Linked DNA regions of Homo sapiens: all the other regions are linked to region 1. The links are chromatin contacts, found by Hi-C or POLR2A ChIA-PET in ENCODE. All regions are on one chromosome and are shown on one strand. Each heading gives the region's core, a stretch centred on a gene start or an enhancer-like site at or near the end of the contact. The rest is flanking DNA. Distances are from core to core; before and after follow the strand shown. Region 1 overlaps TSGA10 (testis specific 10). Region 2 overlaps CRACDL (CRACD like). Region 3 overlaps CRACDL (CRACD like). Region 4 overlaps CRACDL (CRACD like). Region 5 holds the start of CRACDL (CRACD like).

Region 1 (2,850 bases), core at 196-2,695:
CCTGAAGTGATCCACCTGTCTCGGCCTCCCAAAGTGCTGGGATTACAGGCATGAGCCACTGCACTCACCCCAGAGCAACATTTAACATAGTAAGCTTTCAGCCAGTGTTAAACACTTCCCTTTATCTCCCTTGTCTGTTAGTAACATTACCTGAAATTCCACCATTAGGGATTATAACTTTTAGATTCTAGAATTATATTTTCAGACATCACACATCAAGCTTCTTAGGCTCAAGTGATCCTCCCACCTCGGCCTTCCGAAGTGCTGGGGATTTTAGCATCCTAGTATGAATTTGTTTATGAGATTGCATAACACTGGATGGATGCAGGCCCGGAGAGAATGAACCACGGATCCATTTTGATAGGGATAGACCATCAAGAAGTGTGGAGTACTTCATTCATTCACTCATTCATGCAGCGTGCTAGGTGCTGGAGTGCCAGAGATGAAAAATGGAGAGGAAACAGAATGACTGCCAGGCAGTGGGAACAACATGAGCAAAGGTGTAGGGGAAAAAGTAGGTCCTGTAGGTAGAGTAGTGTGTACAAGTGGATGATAAAGGAGAGGTAAGAAAGACCTTCTTTGAACCCTATTTTCAGAAGCTTTTGTTAGAACTAAAACATATAAGTTATTTAAGGATTGCCTTTTAGGAAGTTTATTTTGGAAACGTCAAGAATAAACCAGAAGGGTAACAAAATCAGAAGTGGAGAGAGCAGTTAGAAGAGGTTGTAACCATAATTTAGGCAAGAAATGCAAAGGATTCCAGCTGAGGCCTACGGAGTGTTGCAGTGAGACTTGTGGGTGGCCAGAGGGAGCTGTGGATACAGGGGAGGCACCATATAGAAGTAAAGAGATCCTGAAAGCAGGAAATAGAGAATACCAAAGAACAGTTTCATTTTCTTTATAGTGTTGCCTCTCATGCTCAACACTGCTCTGGCCTCTATGGGAGGATATGAAAAAGGGTAAAATATGCTTTCTGCTTGCCAAGAAGGAGGGAGCACTGGGTGGTTGGAGGACAGGAGAGACATTCTACGGAATCCCTTTTCACTTTGAATAATGTACTACCTGGTCACAGAACTAAATTTAATATAAAAATGGTTCCTGCTTTAGAGAAATACAAGGTGTTATCAGGGAGGCTTTACATCCACACCTAGCAACACAAAGCTGTAAGGCAGTTTTAAGTGAATGACATAGACAGTAAGTACTGCACAAAGTTAAAGAGGGTAAAGATCAATGTGAATACAATTCGTTTAAGTATATTGTACAAGCACCCTCCAAGTACATACTCTGTACACAACTATGATTGTTAGTACAATCATGGAAAACACATATCAGGTTCCTGCTGACACAGTTGGAGTATCTGAATCTTGAAAGCCAATAAGGTAGTTTAGTATATTGTTGACTAACACAGACTTGGCAAAGATCTTTCACATTAGAGGCCACAAGGTGGCAATATTAGCTGAATTTCCACCAGTAAACATAATCAGGAAATGGCTTATCTGATTTGAAAGGAGTATTAGACATTATTTATTGCAATTTGGTCATTTTATTTAGCCCAGGATTTCTGATAGGGACGTGCACTATTTATTAACAGGAGAGAAAGAGATCTAGTGCCTTTTAAAAAATTACCAAAATTACAACTAATTTTTTAGAATGAATTCACCAAACCATAATAAAATATTTTTTTAAATAGCCTAATAATGATTACTCGGTCTATTATATTGTTTGTGGAGCTGAATTTTTTTCCCTCCTTATTTCCCTACTAGAAATCAGACCCTACTTCAGTTACTCTGCTCATGATAGAATTTTGAAAGTTCAAAAAATCTGGTTCTTATTGTATGCTCAATTTATACATGAATGCATATTTACAACTAGTGTTTATTGGCATAGGTTTGATAGTTTACTTCTGAGCAATTTCAGGAAAGTTACTAGACTGGCAGGGAAAGTTACTAGACTAGCAGGTAAAAGATAATCATAGAACAGTTCATGATCAAGATAATTAAGGCTGGGGCTATGAATAAAAGGCAGACACCAGACAGGAAATTATCAGAAGCTGACATTTAAAATATGCAAGTACTCAGAAGCTCTGTAGCCAGCACAGCCCGGTAAATTGGTCAAGAACAAGGGAATACACCAGTACGAAAGGTCAGAGGCTCAGAATCCAGACCAGCAAGTAGTCAGTAAGCAGACATATGGGAAAAGCAGGCTGTGGAGGACTTCAAACAAAAGGAAATATAAGAACAAATTCATTCAGGTCTTGAAGAAAAGAGTAATTTACCTAAATTTACTATTTACTAGTGTTCACTGAGTGTTACTCAGGAGCCAGGGCAGATGCTGATTGCAGTCTTTGTTAATTACAGGATGACCTGTTTTCTAAACTAAGAGTATAGATATATTTCCTCAGGGTTCTATTATAAACGCTTCTCATGGCAAGTGAATTCCCAATGACTTGGATAATAATGTTTAATTTTTATCATATGTTCAGCATTTTAAAGTAATAGCTAAAGTTTGCTTTTCAGGAATCTGAGAACCGGCAAATGATGGAACAACTTCGAAAAGCCAATGAAGATGCTGAAAACTGGGAAAATAAAGCCCGTCAATCAGAGGCAGATAACAATACCCTCAAACTGGAACTTATCACTGCTGAGGCAGAGGGTAACAGATTAAAAGAAAAAGTAGATTCCCTCAACAGAGAGGTTGAGCAAGTAAGTTTGGAAAAATATGCTTATAATACATCCTGCATCATATTTAAAAGAGTTTTGTTTGGCCTTCCATAAATTAAATGTATGAACAAACACGTAAATTATTTAAATGTACTGTGAATTGTAGCATGCTAACCATTCTCCTTATACT
Region 2 (2,850 bases), core at 99-2,598, 240 kb after region 1:
AAGGGGAAGGAGAGAGCAATAGCCTGGGTGACTCTTGGTGTCTAATATCACAAACTTTCTAAAAGATCAGTCTCTACACCATCAACCTTTTCGTCATTTCCACATGTTACTTTTGAATGATTCTTGGTTACCTGGAGCTCCTTTCCTTCCCGAGAGAGCAGGAACTGACTTTGTGACAATAGGAGGAAGTTGGACTGGAATCTGAATTCTAGAGGTCTTTCAGAAGAAGACTATCACAAGGCACTGTATGTTTGCCAAGCCAGTAGGGCTTCAGGAGGCCAGAGAAGGGGGGAATCTTAAACTGCATAGAGTGGGAGAGTTTGAAATAGTCCTTGGGGGCCCTGGTAGAGTATCTTGGAGGTTGGGGGCAGGGGGGTGGGGGAGAGTGGGGAGGTGACAGTCACTCAGACCAAGTGTCTGGCACAGTGTTGAGGGCTTGGTTTGACCTGAGTAGGGAGTGGAAGAAACGGCTTAAGACCAGAGAATCTAGGACTTTAAATTTAGCTGAAAATTTTGGTTTTATCCTATAAGCCATGGTTAGCTATTGGCATGATATGAGCCATCTTTTAGGAAAACCAGTCTGGCTTTACTATGAGGGTACATTCCTGAAGTGTTGACATGGGAGACTGGCTGGGAGGAACACAGAGCCATAGAGTCCCAGCTGTTCAGCTCGGCCACCTGCTTGCCCAGGCTTGAACAAGGTATTGGCCTCTCTGAGTTCCTGGCTCTCAAGTGCAAAAAGGGACTCATCATCCCTTCCTCACTGGGATGAATGGAAGATTAAATGAAATAACAAGTGTGGGAGCACAGAGCATAGCAGACACTGGCTGCTGTTGGTCGCCTTCCCTTGGCGTTACTCTAGTCCACTGGTTTTGAGGCTCTGCCAGAGGAGCTGTAGACATTTACTTTGGAGGCATATCTGCCATTGTCCTGATAAACTTGTGAGCCCAAGTAGACCAGTAGGATACAGACTGAGAAAAGACACCCGTGGGTACATGCCTACTTAAGTGCCAGCTTTATAGTGCTGCTATCACTAAACCATTATAAGCCTTGAAAAAAGTGGGGAGGTGACAGGCTTCCTGGAATTGGCTATAGCGACGATGCTTTTTATCTTTATTTCTCTCAGCGCGCTCAGTCTGAATCCCTGAGCGACCTGACGTGCACCCCAGAGGAGGAGGAAAACGAGGAGAAGCCACTTTTGGAAGTCAGCCCAGAAGAGCGCCCCAGCTCTGGGCAGCAGGACGTGGCGCCAGACAGAGGCCCTGAGCCTGGGCCACCGGCGCCCTTGCCGCCACCCGGAGGGGCCCGTGCCAGACGCGCCCGCCTGCAGCACTCCTCCGCGCTCACGGCCAGCGTGGAGGAGGGGGGCGTCCCCGGGGAGGACCCCTCAAGCCGCCCGGCCACCCCGGAGCTCGCCGAGCCCGAGTCGGCCCCCACTCTCCGCGTGGAGCCCCCGTCCCCGCCGGAGGGCCCCCCGAATCCCGGTCCCGACGGCGGAAAGCAGGATGGGGAGGCGCCCCCCGCAGGCCCGTGTGCCCCGGCCACGGACAAGGCGGAGGAGGTGGTCTGTGCTCCCGAAGACGTCGCGAGCCCGTTTCCCACCGCCATCCCTGAGGGGGACACGACTCCCCCCGAGACTGACCCCGCCGCCACCTCAGAGGCGCCCTCTGCTCGCGACGGGCCAGAACGCAGTGTCCCGAAGGAAGCGGAGCCGACGCCGCCCGTGCTCCCGGATGAGGAGAAGGGGCCCCCAGGGCCGGCGCCTGAGCCCGAGAGAGAAGCGGAGACGGAGCCCGAGAGAGGAGCGGGGACCGAGCCCGAGAGAATTGGGACCGAGCCCTCCACGGCGCCCGCCCCGAGCCCGCCGGCGCCCAAGAGCTGCCTGAAACACCGGCCCGCGGCCGCCAGCGAGGGCCCCGCCGCGTCCCCGCCGCTTGCCGCTGCGGAGTCTCCCCCGGTGGAGCCCGGCCCCGGTTCCCTCGACGCAGAGGCCGCCGCCCCGGAGCGCCCCAAGGCCGAGCGAGCCGAGGCGCCACCGGCGGGCGCCGAGAGGGCGGCGCCAGAGCGGAAGGCGGAGAGGGGCGGTGCCGAGCTGCGAGGCGCGAAGAAGTTCTCGGTGTCCTCGTGCCGAGCGCGGCCTCGTCCGGGCGTCTCCCGCCCGCTGGAACGGGCCAGCGGCCGCCTGCCCCTCGCGAGGAGCGGCCCGGTCTGGAGGAGCGAGGCGGCTCTTGACGACCTCCAGGGTCTCCCCGAGCCCCAGCACGCGAAACCTGGCCCTCGGAAGCTGGCGGAGCGCGGCCCTCAGGACTCGGGGGACAGGGCGGCCAGCCCGGCCGGGCCGCGCAAGAGCCCTCAGGAGGCGGCCGCCGCGCCCGGCACGAGAGAGCCCTGCCCAGCCGCCCAGGAGCCGGCCCCGAGTGAGGACAGAAACCCCTTCCCCGTCAAGCTCCGGTCCACCTCCCTCTCGCTCAAATACAGGGATGGCGCCTCTCAGGAGGTGAAGGGTGTGAAGAGGTACAGTGCCGAGGTCCGGTTAGAAAGGTCGCTGACCGTGCTCCCGAAGGAGGAGAAGTGTCCCCTCGGGACGGCCCCCGCCCTTCGAGGCACCAGGGCCCCCAGCGACCAAGGAAAGGGGAAGGCCCGGCCCCCCGAGCCGCTCAGCTCCAAGCCGCCCCTGCCCCGGAAGCCGCTTCTGCAGAGCTTCACGCTCCCGCACCAGCCCGCGCCCCCCGACGCCGGCCCGGGAGAGCGGGAACCCAGGAAGGAGCCCAGGACGGCGGAGAAAAGGCCGCTGCGCAGGGGAGCTGGTAAGAGCCCGCCGAGGGTGCGGGAAGGGCAGGGCCTGGGGAG
Region 3 (2,850 bases), core at 92-2,591, 200 kb after region 1:
AACTCAGGCTAAAGAAATGTGACATTGTCTAGCTGAGTCATAGATTTTGAAAGAAGTCTGTCCTTGAGGCATTAATGTGTTGGGTGATCATTAAGAAGTGATTCTGCTGGTCACGGTGGCTCACACCTGTAATCCCAGCACTTTGGGAGGCTGAGGCGGGGGATCACCTGAGGTCAGGAGTTCGAGACCAGCCTGGCCAACATGGTGAAACCCTGTCTCTAATTAAAAAAAAAATACAAAAAATTAGCCTGCGTGGTGGTGCGTGCCTGTAATCCCGGCTACTCAGGAGGCTGAGGCAGGAGAATCACTTGAACCCAGGAGGAGGAGGTTGCAGTGAGCCAAGATCATGCCATTGTACTCCAGCCTGGGCATCAAGAGTGAAACTCTGTCTCAAAAAAAAAAAAAAAAAAAAAAAAAAAAAGAAGAAGTGATTGTTTCATCTATCAGGTGTTACTGCTAAGTGCCTCTGGATCATTTGCTCATTCATTCATTCATTCATTTAACAATATTTATTGAGCACTACCATGCAGCTGTTCTATGCTGGTGACATGTTATCTCTCCTCATGGAGTTAGTCTTCCAGTTTTACCTACTTAGCAAGAAAGGGGCTTTCTCTAGGCCACGCCTTACTTTAGTTTTTAAACATCAGACAAACAGTAACTACAGGGCAATAAGATACTTCAAATCTGACCAGCCAAGTTCCTTTACTCGCCCTTCTTGCTTTACTTAGAGCTCTGTCATTTAGCATCTGAATATTCTCTAGTTTCAGCCCTTTGATTATGAGATTTCTTTGCTTTCTTTTCTCTTATATGTCAGAGCAGATCTGTCTCTCTGTCCTCGCTATCCTTTCTGACAAGAGGACAGAGAAGGTTTTGCACACAAGTGGATGACAGCTTCAGAGAGCAGGAGGTGGGAGGCAGAGGTGAGTGGATCACCTGAGGTCGGTGGTGGGCACCTGTAATCCCAGCTGCCCAGGAGGCTGAGGCAGGAGAATCACTTGAACCCAGGAGACAGAGGTTGTAGTGAGCTGAGGTTGCGCCACTGCACTCTAGGCTGGGCAACAAGAGCGAAACTCCGTCTCAAAAAAAAAAAAAAAAAAAGCAGAAAGTCCTCTTGACACCTTCAGGGAGAAAGGGTTGGCTGCAGTGAGGTCCGGTCTTGACGCCTCTTTGGTGTGGGTACAGCTGTCAAGTCCCTCTGCTTTTGAGGATAATAATATCATTAAGCAGCAAGCTGGCACAATTTTTGAACAGAGATTTCTCACAGGAACTCTGCAAGCATTTCACATTCCATTTGCTTCAGTAATGTGAAACTTATTTTTCTAAAAAAAGGTACAGGCAGATCTTGGCATGACTCACTAGAGAACAATAGTTAAGTCATAATTTATTTTCATCTTTTTCCCCAGGAAAGGGAAAAATTGATTAAAAGTATGGGGAATGTAACCAGGCGTGAATCTGTAAAGGGGAAATGGATCAAAGAATCACACAAACATGTATACATGTAAAATGGGTAAGTTTTGTGAACAAAAGGCACAGGGTCTCCCATAGTATGTCGCGGGAGGTCTTGACACATCCTGAAGGGACAGATTGGTCTTCCTGCGGAAGTGGAATGAAAGCTGAAATCTGAAGGATGAGTAGGAGTAAGACCAAAGTGGAATGTGCAGGGAACATCAAGTTCAAGCAGAAGGAACAACATCTGCAAAGGCTCCAAGCTGGAAGGAAACGGAGTGCTATTGGTGGAGGGAGAGCAGGGCTGAGGCACGCATTCTGCTGGTGTGCACAGGGCTTGGGTTGGAGTCCAGCCCACCACCTCCTCTTGTTGACGTTTGTGTCTGTCCACGTTTGTGTTTTCCCCTATTCCTGCCTGCACCTCCAGTCTTCTCCATGAGATTGCATCCCTCTTCCTGTAACAGTTGTTTCAGTGTGAGTTTGCTGGAAACAAATTGTATCAACTTTTCTTTTCTGAAAATGTCTTTATTTCATCCTTTTTCCGCAGCTTTGATGACATATTAGTTACATATCATAAAGTTCACCTGTTTAAAATGTATAATCAGGCCAGGCGCAGTGGTTCATGCCTGTAATCCCAGCACTTTGGGAGGCCAAGGCCTGTGGATCACCTGAGGTCAGGAGTTCAAAACCAGCTTGGCCAGCATGGTGAAACCCCGTCTCTACTAAAAATGCAAAAATTAGCCAGGCATGGTGGTGGCTGCCTGTAGTCCCAGCTACTCCAGAGGCTAGGGCAGGAGAATTGCTTGAACCTAGGAGGCGGAGGTTGCAGTGAGCCGAGATCGTGCCGCTGCACTCAAACCTGGGTGATGGAACGAGACTCCGTCTCAAAAAAAAAAAAAAAAGGGTACAATCAATGGGTTTTTGTTAAAGAGTTGTGCACCAAGGAACACAATCTAATTTTAGAACATTTCCATTTCCCCAGAAAGAAACCTTGTGCCCATTAGCAGTCACTCCCATTCTACCTGTGTTTCCCCAGCATCCCTCTCCCCACCTCTTTGCAACCACTAATCTACTCTGTGTCTCTGTGGATTTGCCTAGTCTGGACATTTCGTGTAAGTGGAATCATGCAGTATGTGGCCTTTTGTAGCTGCCTTCTTTCACTTAGGTTAATGTGTTCAAGATTCATCCAGATTGTAGCATATATCATTACTTTATTCCTTTTTCTTGATGGATAATATTTCATTACATATATGTAACATGTTTTTTATTCTATCTATCCAGAGATGGATATTTGGGTTATTTCTACTTTTTGATTATTATATAAATAATGCTGCTATGAACATTGGTGTACAGGTTTTTTTGTGCACGTTTTAGTTGTGGTAAAATGCACATAACATAAAACTT
Region 4 (2,850 bases), core at 210-2,709, 160 kb after region 1:
TCTGTGCCCAGCAAACTCACTGGAAGCTAAGCCCAGAACAGCCCCTCTTTTACTGAGTGGTAATTCCCTGCAACCTTGAGCTCAACACCTTATTTACATCGCCTCATTTAATCCTCCTGTCACCCGTAAGAGGAGGCACCACATTATTGGCTCCACTTTGCAGAAAAGGAAATGGGCCCTGTCAGGGCAAACCCTGGCCGAGGCCACCAGCAGGTGAATGGAGCTAGGCCTGGTGAACTGCAACCCTGAGCTCTGATGGCAGGTGGGTGTGGAGGGAGGGAACACTCCAACTCCCACTCTCTCGGCTTTGAGGCTCCTCCTTCTTTTGTAGAAACGGTTGTCATTGTGAGCAGAGCAGACTCTGGTTTTGGGGGATCCTCAAAACAGTGGCTGGGAAACAAGGAGCATTATTTATTTATTTATTTATTTATTTATTTATTTATTTATTTATTTTGAGACAGAGTCTTGCTGTGTTGCCCAGGCTGGAGTGTAGTGACGTGATCTTGGCTCACTGCAACCTCCACCTCCCAGGTTCAAGTGATTCTCCTGCTTCAGCCTCCCAAGTAGCTGGGATTACAGGCATGCACCACCATGCCCAGCTAATTTTTTGTATTTTTAGTAGAGACGGGGTTTCACCACGTTGGTCAGGCTGGTCTCGAACTCCTGGCCTCAGGTGATTCACCCGCCTTGGCCTCCCAAAGTGCTGGGATTACAGGTGTGAGCCACCACACCTGGCCTCAAGGAGCTTCTTAGTTTTCAGAGGTGAGACAGTCTCCTCTTCTCAATGGGGAAGTGGGAGGTCCTGCCTGAGGGTGCATCCCAGCTCACAGCCCCCTTGGTAAGAGGTCTCTGAAATCGGCTTCCTGCAGGTAGGAGCAGCTGGAGGAGGAGACAGAGCCATCCTTCCGAGGTGGGAAGTGGTGCCAAGTTATAGGGAAAGTGCGATGTGGGAGAGATGGCGTTACTGACTACTCATGATGTACTAATCCGGAGGGGTGGGAATCGGGGCAAAATGCAGCCATTTCCTGCTTCAGAATTAAGTTTCCCCTTTTTGAAAGCGGCCCAAGCCCCGCTACCCATTCCTTTTGTTGTTGGCTTCCGTAGCTACTCTGCTGGCCCTCTGCCACTCTCACTTATGGGCTTTGTACCTCGAGACAGGCTCTGTGAGTTTACAGGTGGCAGAGGAACAAGATTCTCCTGCCTGTAAGGGAACCAGGGAAAAAGAGCAAAGTGGCCAGGTGGCTTGAGGTGTGCTAACAGATGGAGCGTTTGGTGCCAGGCCCGTTCCCTGGAGAGGCCAGCTGGTCTGGGTGTCAGGTTTCAGTGGGCCTTAGAGCAGGCGGGTCAGCAGCAGAAATGTGCTGGAGGGAGGAAATGCCATTTGCCTGGCCAGTGTTTGCTCGCGTCCTGCAGCCTGACAGCTCAATTTGTTTGCACCCACAGATTTCATGAACAGTGGTTTGACGACGGTTGCTTGGGTCCAGATTACATGGAAACATTTAGAACCTCCCCTGGGATTGCATCCTTATCTCGTAATCATAACTGCTTTCTCAGATTTGTAATAAGGGTTTTCCTGAACCTGCTCACCCCTTCTTATAAGTTACAGCAGTGACATCGCAGTTTTTATGTGTAAACCAGAAGCAAGTTGAACCAAAATAAAGAAAGCAATTTTGTGAACAAATAAGTTCCCCTTGAGAAGCACTGGGAATCAAATGCAAATATCATAAGGGACAGTTAAGAATCTGCTGTTGCTATCTAGGGCTCATGAATCTCCTGATGTGCAGAGAAACCATACATAGCAATCGCTTGACAGCTTTCTGCCAATCTCTTCTGAATTTTCACTGAAGAAACCTCCCCAGAGTCTCAGAGGAAGCAGAGCTGCTGAGATGCTGATTCACTGTGTGAGGCTTAAACTCAGGACGCATTTATACATCCTGTACTCTCAGTGTTTGCATGAAGCTTTTAAACACGGGGCTGGGCAAGACAAGTTTGGGGCAGTGGGCTTTTTCCGTGTGTAGACCTCTGAACCTTTAGGATTATTCTGGCTGTGCAAATTTACTGATACAAATAAATATAGGGACTCTGGCTAGGCTGAGAGAAAACAGATGAGGTATGAATGAAATTTATTTCTGTACAGATGGACTTTTAGTGGAAATTGTGAGGCTCACTCCACTTCCCAAGTGTAGGTCCCAGCCTTCGGTAGACTCTGAATGTCGTTGCACCACTGATGGAGGCAACACCAGAGAGGGGAAGGTCATTGGACTGTAAGCCACCTTGGAAACCCGAGCCTTGGTCTGTTGTCCAGGGCAAGTGGCAGCTTGTACCAGGGAAGGGAGGGGACAGACCTTAATGGAGTTTATCTGCCTGATAGGCATTTGCAGCAATAGAGTGAGTTTGGCTTTGGGTTTTTGTTTGGGCTGATAAAATCTTTCTGTTCACTTCCAAGCTGTTGGGTCGACAGGCTATCCACAGGCTGTGGGATGGGAGAAACTGTGGAGCCATCCAGCTGTGTGGCCAGGAAGGATGGCTAGCCTCTCCCCTGCCAGACTACTCACTGCAGGGACAGGGCAGGCATTTGCCAGGTAAATAACTTTTGCTGGAGGGTTGACATGGAATGGCATGTGCAAGAGAGGCGGTGTGGGACCCATTCCTGTCCCACAGCTGAGATTTTGGAATTGTCTGGAAGAGATGCCCTACCTGAGGGTGACCTCGGAGCTCTCTCTAGGCCACACATTTAGGCTCTTCTGTTCTTGTGGCTTGCCTCCCAGTTGAGACAGCCAGTCCGTCTACTGGTTACAGCTTTGAACATGAAAGGAGCTCCAGGGTACTGGCAGCTCCTGCTACGGAGTG
Region 5 (2,850 bases), core at 127-2,626, 130 kb after region 1:
AGGCTGAATCACTATTTTTGTTCTTTTTATACAGGGAACTTAAAGCACTTAACCATCAAAAGAGGCTTTTACGTGAATAGCTTGTGGCCAAGGGATAACATTAAAAATTCAAAAAGGAAACTTCGTTTGATATGCCCAAGTAAATGGGAAACTGTCTTGGGCCTCGTTTCGCTCGATTCTTCTATCTGGGATTTTGAGCCCCTTGAAAGCCACAGGTGGAGAGAGCTCCTTCCGGGGTCCAGGCCCTCTCGGCCTCCGACAGCCGAGCAGCTCGGCTTTTCCAGGCCTCCAGTGTGCGCGGCGCTAGCCGTCGGACCCAGCGTCCCGCGGAGTAGCGCGGATTCCGCGTGATCCCCTCCAAACAATGCGGACCTCGCCGCTCATTCTGGCGTCCGGTGACACCCGAGACTCCCCGTCTGACGTTAGTATCATCTCTTCCAGCCTGGGTTGAAGGCGTCCCCTGAGGACTCGTCGCAGCCTGGGCTCCCTGCTGGGACGCGACTCCCGCGCCTCTCGCCTGCCTGGCCCTGGGCGTGCACCGCCGGGGAAGAGGCCGGGACGGGGTCGCCGGGCTGTGCCATCCGCAGACCAAAGCCGCGGCTCGGGCTCCGGAGGAGATTCGCTGGGCGACCACCCAAGGCAGCTCCCTCCGTGCGCGGTCTCCCTAAATGGACCAGCCCTGTCTTTACAAGAAAAAGGATTTTAAAAAAAGAAGAAAGAAAGAAAATAAAGAAAGGCGAGCGCAGCTGAGACGGCATCAGCTGCCTTTCTTCCCACACTCGCCGGTGTCACACCCATGAATCACCTCCAGACGGGGCGGCAGCTTCCCTAATTAGCCTGGAGACGCTCAGGACCCACAGGGTTATAAAACAACAACAATAACAAACTTTTACTTTTATTCAAATGCACACTTCCTTCCCTCGGCGCCCACGCCCGCCGCAGGCCACTGACTTAGAGGGCGGATCCGGAGGTCACCTGGAGTCCCGGGTCCCTCTCACCGACGCGCGCGGGTGCCCTGGGCCAGTCCCGGACTGACTTGCCACCACCTCCGGGTCTCCGGTGCCCCCCGGCCCTCCCGGAGCCCCGACAGCGCCGCTGCGCGGACAGGCCGAGGCGGGTCGGGAGCGGCGCGGGCTTGGGAGGGAGCGCTGGGCAGCCGGGCCCGCACCCCGATTGCCCTCCCCGCACCCCGATCGCCCTCCCGCCTCCCGCGGGGCGTCCAAGGCCCAGGCCGGCGCCTGCGCCCCCCGCCCCGAGGTCTCGGCCCCACTCCGCCGGGCCAGCTGCGGAGGCGGCGTTGGGAGCTGTGCGCCGCGGGGGAGGTGCGCGCGGCGGCCGGCGAGGGGAGCTGAGCGGCGTCCGCCCCCGCCGAGCCGAGCGGAGCCGAGCGAAGCCGGCGCGCCTGCAGCTGGGAGCTGGGAGCTGGGAGCGCGCCGGGCGCAGGGCCGGGCCGGCCGCGGGAGGGTAGTGTCAGCGCCCGCGTCCAGCTCTTCGGCCGCAGACCCGGGCTGTCTGGAGGCCGCGCGGCCACCTGCTGCGTCGCCCCGGCTTTGGGCTGGGGCTAGACGCGCACCGCGGCGGGAGCAGCCCCGGCTCGCCGCACCCCGCGGAAGGTGCCCTTCTCTGCGCGTCTCGCCGAGCCCGGGCCACGCTCCTGTCCCAGGTACCTCGAGGGGTTTGAAATCGCGTGTCCCAAGGCAGGCGTGGGTCGAAGGCGGGGTGGGCGCGGGGGCACCGGGCGGAGGTGGGGCGGGCCGGGGCTAGGGGGTCGAGGGCAGAGGCCGTGAAGCCAGGGGCCCCTCGGACCCGGAGAGGCGCCACCCCCGCCGCCGAAGCCCTGGGCAGCTCCTGCGGCCGAGGGGGAGCCGGACGCGCTCGTGCAAGTGCCCAAAGTTTCCCTTTGCTCACTTTGCTGGACCCAACTTTCCACTGTGAGGCAAATCCAGCAGTTTACGCGCCAGGAAAATGAAAGAGGAGGGAGAGAAGGTCCTGCTCGGTTGAAATTGCTAGCATACGAGGTCTTTATGCCCACTGTCTCCACACGCAGTTGCAGGGGAAAGGAGTGGACACATTCACGAACTGCCTTATGCTTTAGGTGATGGTTTATTTAACAGGTTTTAGGCTTTGATTACACGCCACCCGGGAGGGATTCTGGAGTTGATCTAAGAAGTGTTCACATTTTTAATCAACAAATATTTGTTGAACAGAAGCTTCATCATAGGCAAAGATTCGGTATGAAGTTCACATGTGATCAGAGCATAATAGTCACTTGCTTTTGAAATGCAAGTCAGAAGCAGTGCGGCTGTGTGAATTTGACTCCGTGTAGGTGCAAACCGCCTGCAGGCATCAGGTCCTGTTGACAGTTTTGAGCCAGGAAATCCAAGTGGAAGACAGGCAGCTGTGTTACCCTTTTAGAGCCAGCTCACACCTTCCCAAACTGGTCTTAAGGTATCCTACTAGGTTATTGGAGCCTGCAGGCTTCCTTCATTTGCATATACCATAGACTAGAATCTGTGTAGACCCCTGGTATTTTCCCTGGAGCTCGGTCCCACGGGCGCACACCTGGAATGATGGAGCACTGTGGTCATCCTAAGAACCTATTGAGGTTATAAAATTGTGAGGAGAAAGATATCTAGAGACAGTGTCGTGTGGAGCTGGTGGAGAAGGTTGAGCTGGGCTGGTTTCTGGGCTCTGCCCCTATGCTGTGCCATCTTGGAGTCTGAGGCAACAGGAAAAATCAGGAACACTGATCCTGTCTTTATTTAAAAATGTGAGATTTTGTACATTAGGGATTTTTGTATTTGTTTTGATGTTTTAAAATATTGTAATAAGGCATTTATCTGACTGCAT

What was found. A loop is a pair of places that touch in the nucleus more often than their neighbours do. ChIA-PET counts read pairs that join two places held with the same protein, here RNA polymerase II (POLR2A). Pooled maps may share reads with other maps.
Region 2: a pooled map shows a loop between it and region 1 (3-fold over the local background). The contact joins two enhancer-like sites. A Hi-C loop is called at or near these places in 25 of 168 maps with a recorded cell type or tissue (A673, B cell, CD4-positive, alpha-beta T cell and 18 more), 31 of 37 single-sample maps with no recorded cell type and 28 of 50 pooled maps.
Region 3: a loop to region 1 is called in a map of MCF 10A, with 4 times the contacts of the local background. The contact joins two enhancer-like sites. A Hi-C loop is called at or near these places in 4 of 168 maps with a recorded cell type or tissue (K562, MCF 10A, PC-9 and 1 more), 1 of 37 single-sample maps with no recorded cell type and 7 of 50 pooled maps. POLR2A ChIA-PET finds 5 or more read pairs at or near these places in 2 of 52 experiments (GM12878 and endothelial cell of umbilical vein).
Region 4: a loop to region 1 is called in a map of mammary epithelial cell, with 8 times the contacts of the local background. The contact joins two enhancer-like sites. A Hi-C loop is called at or near these places in 1 of 168 maps with a recorded cell type or tissue (mammary epithelial cell) and 6 of 50 pooled maps. POLR2A ChIA-PET finds 5 or more read pairs at or near these places in 3 of 52 experiments (MCF 10A, activated CD4-positive, alpha-beta T cell and activated CD8-positive, alpha-beta memory T cell).
Region 5: a loop to region 1 is called in a map of MCF 10A, with 11 times the contacts of the local background. The contact joins the promoter of CRACDL here to the enhancer-like site in region 1. A Hi-C loop is called at or near these places in 6 of 168 maps with a recorded cell type or tissue (Caco-2, HepG2, MCF 10A and 3 more), 5 of 37 single-sample maps with no recorded cell type and 12 of 50 pooled maps. POLR2A ChIA-PET finds 5 or more read pairs at or near these places in 2 of 52 experiments (GM12878 and MCF 10A).

The regions. Positions count from the first base shown.
Region 1 is chr2:99,064,791-99,067,640 of GRCh38, reverse strand. It overlaps TSGA10 (testis specific 10), which reads left to right. Exons shown (of 21, transcript NM_025244.4): 16 at 2,517-2,702. Among named protein-coding and RNA genes, the nearest start is that of C2orf15, 75 kb to the left of the region's middle. Within about 2 kb of position 1,445, at least 9 of the 41 ENCODE cell types and tissues checked have a DNase peak (open chromatin) inside an H3K27ac peak, as active enhancers do; they include GM12878, where a contact is called at or near this core.
Region 2 is chr2:98,821,814-98,824,663 of GRCh38, reverse strand. CRACDL (CRACD like) reads left to right here. Exons shown (of 10, transcript NM_207362.3): 7 at 1,127-2,807. Among named protein-coding and RNA genes, the nearest start is that of LINC02611, 51 kb to the right of the region's middle. Within about 2 kb of position 1,348, at least 20 of the 41 ENCODE cell types and tissues checked have a DNase peak (open chromatin) inside an H3K27ac peak, as active enhancers do.
Region 3 is chr2:98,864,047-98,866,896 of GRCh38, reverse strand. All of the region lies in intron 1 of CRACDL (CRACD like), which reads left to right. Among named protein-coding and RNA genes, the nearest start is that of CRACDL, 71 kb to the left of the region's middle. Within about 2 kb of position 1,341, at least 3 of the 41 ENCODE cell types and tissues checked have a DNase peak (open chromatin) inside an H3K27ac peak, as active enhancers do.
Region 4 is chr2:98,908,125-98,910,974 of GRCh38, reverse strand. The region is part of intron 1 of CRACDL (CRACD like); the gene reads left to right. Among named protein-coding and RNA genes, the nearest start is that of CRACDL, 27 kb to the left of the region's middle. RefSeq lists an enhancer at 816-1,315. Within about 2 kb of position 1,459, at least 10 of the 41 ENCODE cell types and tissues checked have a DNase peak (open chromatin) inside an H3K27ac peak, as active enhancers do.
Region 5 is chr2:98,934,751-98,937,600 of GRCh38, reverse strand. CRACDL (CRACD like) reads left to right here and starts at 1,376. Exons shown (of 10, transcript NM_207362.3): 1 at 1,376-1,663. RefSeq lists a silencer at 2,009-2,209.